Linked DNA regions of Homo sapiens: region 2 is linked to region 1. The links are chromatin loops, found by intact Hi-C in ENCODE. Cell type or tissue: IMR-90. All regions are shown on one strand. Each heading gives the region's core, and the rest is flanking DNA. Links, peaks and the distances in the headings are about the cores only.

The links. Hi-C counts contacts between places; a loop is a spot of excess contacts. Peaks named below come from ENCODE experiments on the same cell type or tissue, not always from the same donor. Only the 100,000 strongest peaks of a DNase experiment are listed, where the experiment ranks them.
Region 2: a loop joins it to region 1, with 2.9 times the contacts of the local background. A loop is called at or near these places in 6 of 110 quality-filtered maps.

Annotation. Positions count from the first base shown.
Region 1 is chr11:46,136,011-46,138,924 of GRCh38, forward strand. It overlaps LOC105376661 (a long non-coding RNA gene), which reads left to right. Exons shown (of 3, transcript XR_931252.4): 3 at 1-1,168. Among named protein-coding and RNA genes, the nearest start is that of PHF21A, 16 kb to the left of the region's middle. In IMR-90, for the core only: no CTCF peak of the experiment used is centred there; no DNase peak of the experiment used is centred there; H3K27me3 peaks cover 1,331 bases.
Region 2 is chr11:46,209,182-46,212,095 of GRCh38, forward strand. No RefSeq gene overlaps it. Among named protein-coding and RNA genes, the nearest start is that of LINC02710, 9.0 kb to the right of the region's middle. In IMR-90, for the core only: no CTCF peak of the experiment used is centred there; a DNase peak (open chromatin) is centred at 1,140; H3K27me3 peaks cover 351 bases.

The sequences.
Region 1 (2,914 bases), core at 150-2,649:
TGGGAACCACAGAGAAATGAGATCATAAGCATAACCAGCTACTACTGTTCCAGTTTACCAGGGAGCAGAGTCAGCCAAGAAACCACTTGGGGACAAATTCCTCATCTCACCTTCTTTCCCTCACCTCTGAAGCTAGTTTTAAGACAAACGCACCCTAGGAGACACTTTGAAGGATGAAGGAGGATCCCAAAGCTCCGTGACATCCTCCAGCTCCAGGAAGATGACTCCATCTCGCGGTAAGGCAGCCGGGACTGCCCTTGTCTGAACCTATGTCCTTGAGGCTCAGCCAAACCTCTCCTTCTGTGGCAGAGGGATGTTTAGGTGACATTCTTCTCCCTGCCACTCAGCATCTTTTAAACAATCTTCCTCCACCTTGGGAGAATATGCATGAACTCACTGCAGTCTGGGACCACGGAAGCTGAAAATTGTCTTTCTCCCTGGGAGGGGAATTGGTCACAAAGGGAAAAACCGACCTCCCCTGAAAAATAAGAATCTGGGGCCAGGCGCGGTGGCTCACACCTGTAATCCCAGCACTTTGGGAGGCCGAGGCGGGCGGATCACCTGAGGTCAGGAGTTCAGGACTAGCTTAGCCAACATGGTGAAACCCCATCTCTACTAAAAATACAAACTTAGCCAGGCATGGTGGCACATGCCTGTAATCCCAGCTACTCAGGAGGCTGAGGCAGGAGAATCGCTTGAACTCAGGAGGCAGAGGTTTCAGTGAGCCGAAATCGCACCACTGCATTCCAGCCTGGGCAACAGAACAAGACTTCGTCTCCATAAAAAAAGAATCTGGGATGACTGCAGGTTCTTTCAGGCAAAGTTCTTTTGCTTGCCATGGTAGAAATCCACGTCAAGTGGAATTAGTGAAGGAGGGACCTCGTTGGAAGTATATCAGGTACGTTGCAGGGCAGGGGCAGTTGGCTCAGAAGGACCGGGTACCAAACCCTGGAAGATGGACTCCCCAGGAATCCTCAGAAGCAGCAACACCCCACGTTTGGCTGCTGTCAGCTGCACTTAAGTTTCCTCAGCCTGCTCGCCCCAGCCTCGGGGGCCTGTGGTGGGAGGGGAGGAGGTTGGCACAGCCCCTTGGCTCTGCAGCACACTGCCTGTAGTGCACCATGAATTAATATTTTTAATAAATCCTGTAATTATCTTGTGAACAGAACATTTTTGTGGCACTGTGTTTTTCGGTGTTAAAAGCATTAATTTATTCAATATAAACATTAAAACTATACCGTCGTTTTTGTAACCTTGTTTCTTTATTTCTTCATGGAAAGTGGGCTCTAAGGCCCCAACTAAGAGGTGCGCTTGGCTTTGTGTAGCCACCCCAAGTGGCCAGCCAGACTGCGGCCAGCTTTCAGACCCGGGTTGGAATGTCTAGGAGTGACACTCTGACTTGCTCAGCTTAGGAGGAGGTTCACCCAGCACAGCTAACTGTTAGACCGCAAGCTCCCTTTTCCACGCAAGGGAAAAGGAGTCATTATGAGCTCGGCAGACACCCACAATGTGTCTACAAGATTATCCTCTTTCTGGACTCACCCTGTACAGAATCTCAAATACACAGGTCTCCAACAAGCTGAGCAGAGGACTCCCAGGACTATGGAATCTCAGGGGAGCTCACCTTGCAGCTAAACTTTCCTAAGTGTGTACGACCCTGCTTCCTCCCAATTCTTGTCTCTCTAGTACATCGCTGTTTTCTCTTGATCCTGAAATTTTTTTATTTGTAATGTTCTGTTTTATCATATGTTTTGCGTTCCCTCAAGTCCTTTGTGGCAGGACAAAAGACCGAAAAGTTGAATAAATATCGGGTTTGTACTTAATGTCATCAAATCAACACACATGTTGTAGGCGTCTCAGGAGCCTAGCCAACCTCCAAAAGGGCTTGGTCCAAGTTAGACTTAATTTGTCCTTCCTCCTTCCCTCCCTCCCTTCCTTCTTCTCTCCCTCTTTCCCTCCCTCCCTCCCTCCTTTCTTCCCTCCTCCCCTCCCTCGATTTCTCTTTGCTTCCTTTTTTTTGTTTTCTATGAGTAACTTTTTTTGTGGAAGCAATACAAATATCTTTAAAAACCTTTTTTAAACACTGAAGTATGACCAATAAAATAAAAACGATTCAAATTCCCACCACATCCCCCCTAAGAGGTAATTACTATTAATATTTTGGTCTACAACTTTCTAGATAATTTTCAAGAAAATTAGCCTCACAGTGAAAATAACTGTATCACTAACTTATATCCTATTTTTTAACTTGGCAGTACGTTATGTTTCTTTGCACATCATTGCATTTTCTTCTGGAAACATTTTATTTTCTAAACCGGAATCAAATTTGTTTTTCTGATATATAAAATATTTAACCAATACAGAGAAATAAAGAGTCCCTCATAATCCCACTTCCTAAAAATAGTCACTATTAATTTTTAAAATCCTTCAAGTTTTTATGTATGTGTAAACATGCATTTCTATAGACAGACTCCTAACACATTGTTGGATAGTGTTTGGTAAACTGCTTTTTCCTTCTTAACACTAGATCATGAGTATCTTCCCACATCAATACATAGAATGCATCATCGGGCCGGGCGCGGTGGCTCATGCCTGTAATCCCAGCACTTTGAGAGGCCGAGGTGGGCGGATCACCTGAGGTCAGGAGTTTGAGACCAACCTGGCCAACATGGTGAAACCCTGTCTCTACTAAAAATACAAAAATTAGCTGGGCATGGTGGCATGCACCTGTAATCGTAGCTACCCAGGAGGGCGAGGCAGGAGAATCACTGGAACCCAGGAGGCAGAGGCTGCAGTGAGCCGAAAAGAATGCATCATCCTTCTTGATGGCTACATTGAATTCTATTACATTGAATAAATGGACCATAATTTCTTTAACCAATCACCTCTTGTTGGAAACATATTCTAATTTTTC
Region 2 (2,914 bases), core at 129-2,628, 73 kb after region 1:
GAATGTTATACTAGCGCAGGAAAGAGATGACATAGGCAGTGCCAGGGAAGGTGGGTTTAAGACATTTAAGATTTAAAAGATATTTCTAAGAAAGATCAGGTTGGATTTGTGACTGATTCAAAACTGCCAGGGAGGAAGTGAGGGGTGTCAAGATTCACTCCGAAGTATCTGGCTTTGGAGATAGATTGGGGGGTGATAGCATTCACCAAGACAGGGAAACCCGAAGGAGAACAGGTTTGGAAGGAAAATAAAGCTTCCTATTTGCAACATGTTACTGCGGGTGCCTTCCAGAGTTCCAGGTGAAGACGTCAAAATATCCATTAACAACGTGAGTCTGAAGCTTGGCAGAGAAGATGGCACTGGGGATAAAAGTTTGGGAATGGCTGGGCATGGTGGCTCACACCTGTAATCCCAGCCTAGGGAGACCCAGGCGGCCAGATCACTGGAGGTCAGGAATTCGAGACCAGCCTAGCCAACATGGTGAAACCCTGTCTCTACTTAAATATAAAAATTAGCTGCGCATGGTGGTACACCCCTGTAATCCCAGCTACTCAGGAAGCTGAGGCAGGAGAATTGCTTGAGCCCAAGAGGCGGAGTTTGCATTGAGCCGAGATTGCACCATTGCACTCCAGCCTGAGTGACAGAGCCAGACTCCGTCTCAAAAAAAAAAAAAAAAAAAGGTTGGGAATGGTCTCTGTAAAGGATGATGAATGAGAGGGGATGAGGAATTAACTCAGGGGAAAGCAGCATTTGGAAGGCAGAAAGAAGAGTGAGTGAAGAAGAAAGAATTGTTCAGTAAGCAGGGGGTAACCCACAGATACTGGTACCAAAATGCCAGGGGGATAAGGAGATTCAGGGAGGGAGAAGAGTCAACAACGTGAAAATCTTTCACTGCTGCAGAAGTCAAGGAGGGCAAAGACCGAGAAACATCCCACAGAAAGTCCCTAGGAGAGGAAACCAGGGAAAGGCTGAAAAGGAGCAGAGGGAGGAAGCTAAATCCAAGGGTTTATTTTAGAGTGACCTTGCAGGCAAATGGGGGGTGTTGGGAAGGTGCAAAAGAGGACACTGGCCTCAATGGTGAGTCATTCTCTTTCCGTTTTTCTCTTGCCTTTCATGGTGCCAAGAGCTAGTCAGTGACTCTATTCCTCACCACTCACCCGACTTGCACAAGTGGTGAAACTGAAAGTTGGGTAAGAGGATGGAGGCTCAGCCTTGACCCTAGGACTGGAGACCTGTTTCTTAGGCATGGTTCTGCTGTAATCACAAATACCTAATGGAGGCTGGACCTCTGATCTCTTTACTTATAAGATGGAGGGGAGGGTGTGGAAAGTGTTGCCTGAAGCTAGCTGTGGTTTGGTGTTTGTCTACACCCACGGTGTCACATGGCTGCAGTAAAGTGAGAAAAATAAGGCCGAGGTAATGTGTGTTTCATGAATGAAGTTAAATGTATGCAATTTAAAAGACCGTCCTTTATCCTGAGATTATGTTTTTCTTGGTTTGATTCTCCCTCTAGCATCTGTTTTTTCTTTTTTTTTTCTTCCAACTTTTATTTCAGGTTCAGAGGGTACATGTGCAGGTTTGTTACATGGTAAACTGCATGTTATGGAGGTTTGCTGCACAAATGATTTTGTCACCTAGGTAGTGAGCATAGTACCCAAGAGGTAGTTCTTCTATCCTCACCCACCTCTCTCCCTCCTCCCCCTAGTAGTCCCCACTGTCTATTGTCCCCCTCTTTGTGACCATGTGTTCCTCAATATTTAGCTCTCACTTGTAAGTGAGAACGTGTGATATTTGGTTTTCTGTTCCTGCAGTAATTCACTTAGGATAATGGCCTCCAGCTGCATCTATGTTGCTGCAAAGGACATGGCTTCATCTTTTTTATGGCTGCATAGTATTTCATGGTACTTATGTTTCCTGTTTCATAGATGGGAAGTGGCCCTTTCTTTTGTGAAATGAAGGTAGATGGTAGCTGAGTATCACCCCATGTTTTCTCTCCATATCTTTATGTAGTGAGTAAGAAGTTGGTAACTCGATTGGCTCCCCGGTCAGTTTGGGAAAGTTACTGATGTATTAACTGCAAAAATGTGGGAATGAGTGGCCTAGATGTTTTTTCAGGACCCTCTCCTCTAAAATCCTAAACTCCCAGACCACTGAAGATAGTTCTCAGAAGGAAAATATAGTGACAGAGCTCAGCCAGTGTGGGGTGAAGTGGGCACTGTTGATCCACCACACCCTGCACCCCCACCACACACAATGCCTTTGAGTTTGGGCCTCTGCTGCAGGGTGGTGAGCTCCTGGCCTCCCCTTTGTCCCTCAGTCCCCCATGTGCTTTGCGGGTCTGGCCACCTAGGGCCCAAGCTTCTGTCACTGCTGCTCCTGCCCAGGGGCCAAATGCTCCTGGCTTTCTGTCCCAGCTCAATACAAGGTTCCTGCAGACAGTAGGTGCTCAGTATCTACTGAATAAGTAAATCAATGAATTCCCATTTTACCTATGAGAAAACTGACTCACCCCCTCCTTAAACTCCTTGAAGACAGGGATATGTACTCCCAGGGTCGACCATGAGTCCTGGTGCGTGCTCAGGGGATAGTTAAAATCTGTTATTTTGCTAACATCACTTGGCTAACACGTGGCAGAAATTAAATTTGAATCTAAATCCTCTAACTCCAGTCCACTGCTGTCTCTCCCCACTGTCACCACAGAATGGTAGGACATCCATCATCAGGAGAGGTGAGATTTGGGAGCAGGACAACCTTTCTAGGCCCCTCTAAATCAAACTCAGCAGCACAAGCATGAGCCAGGTCTTCCCTCCAGCAGCGATTTTATTCTTGTTCACACTGGCAGATAAAGAGGGGTAAATGTGAGCTGTCTACATGAGGTGCAGTTTTTACACTTCATCTTTATTTTTCTCAAAGT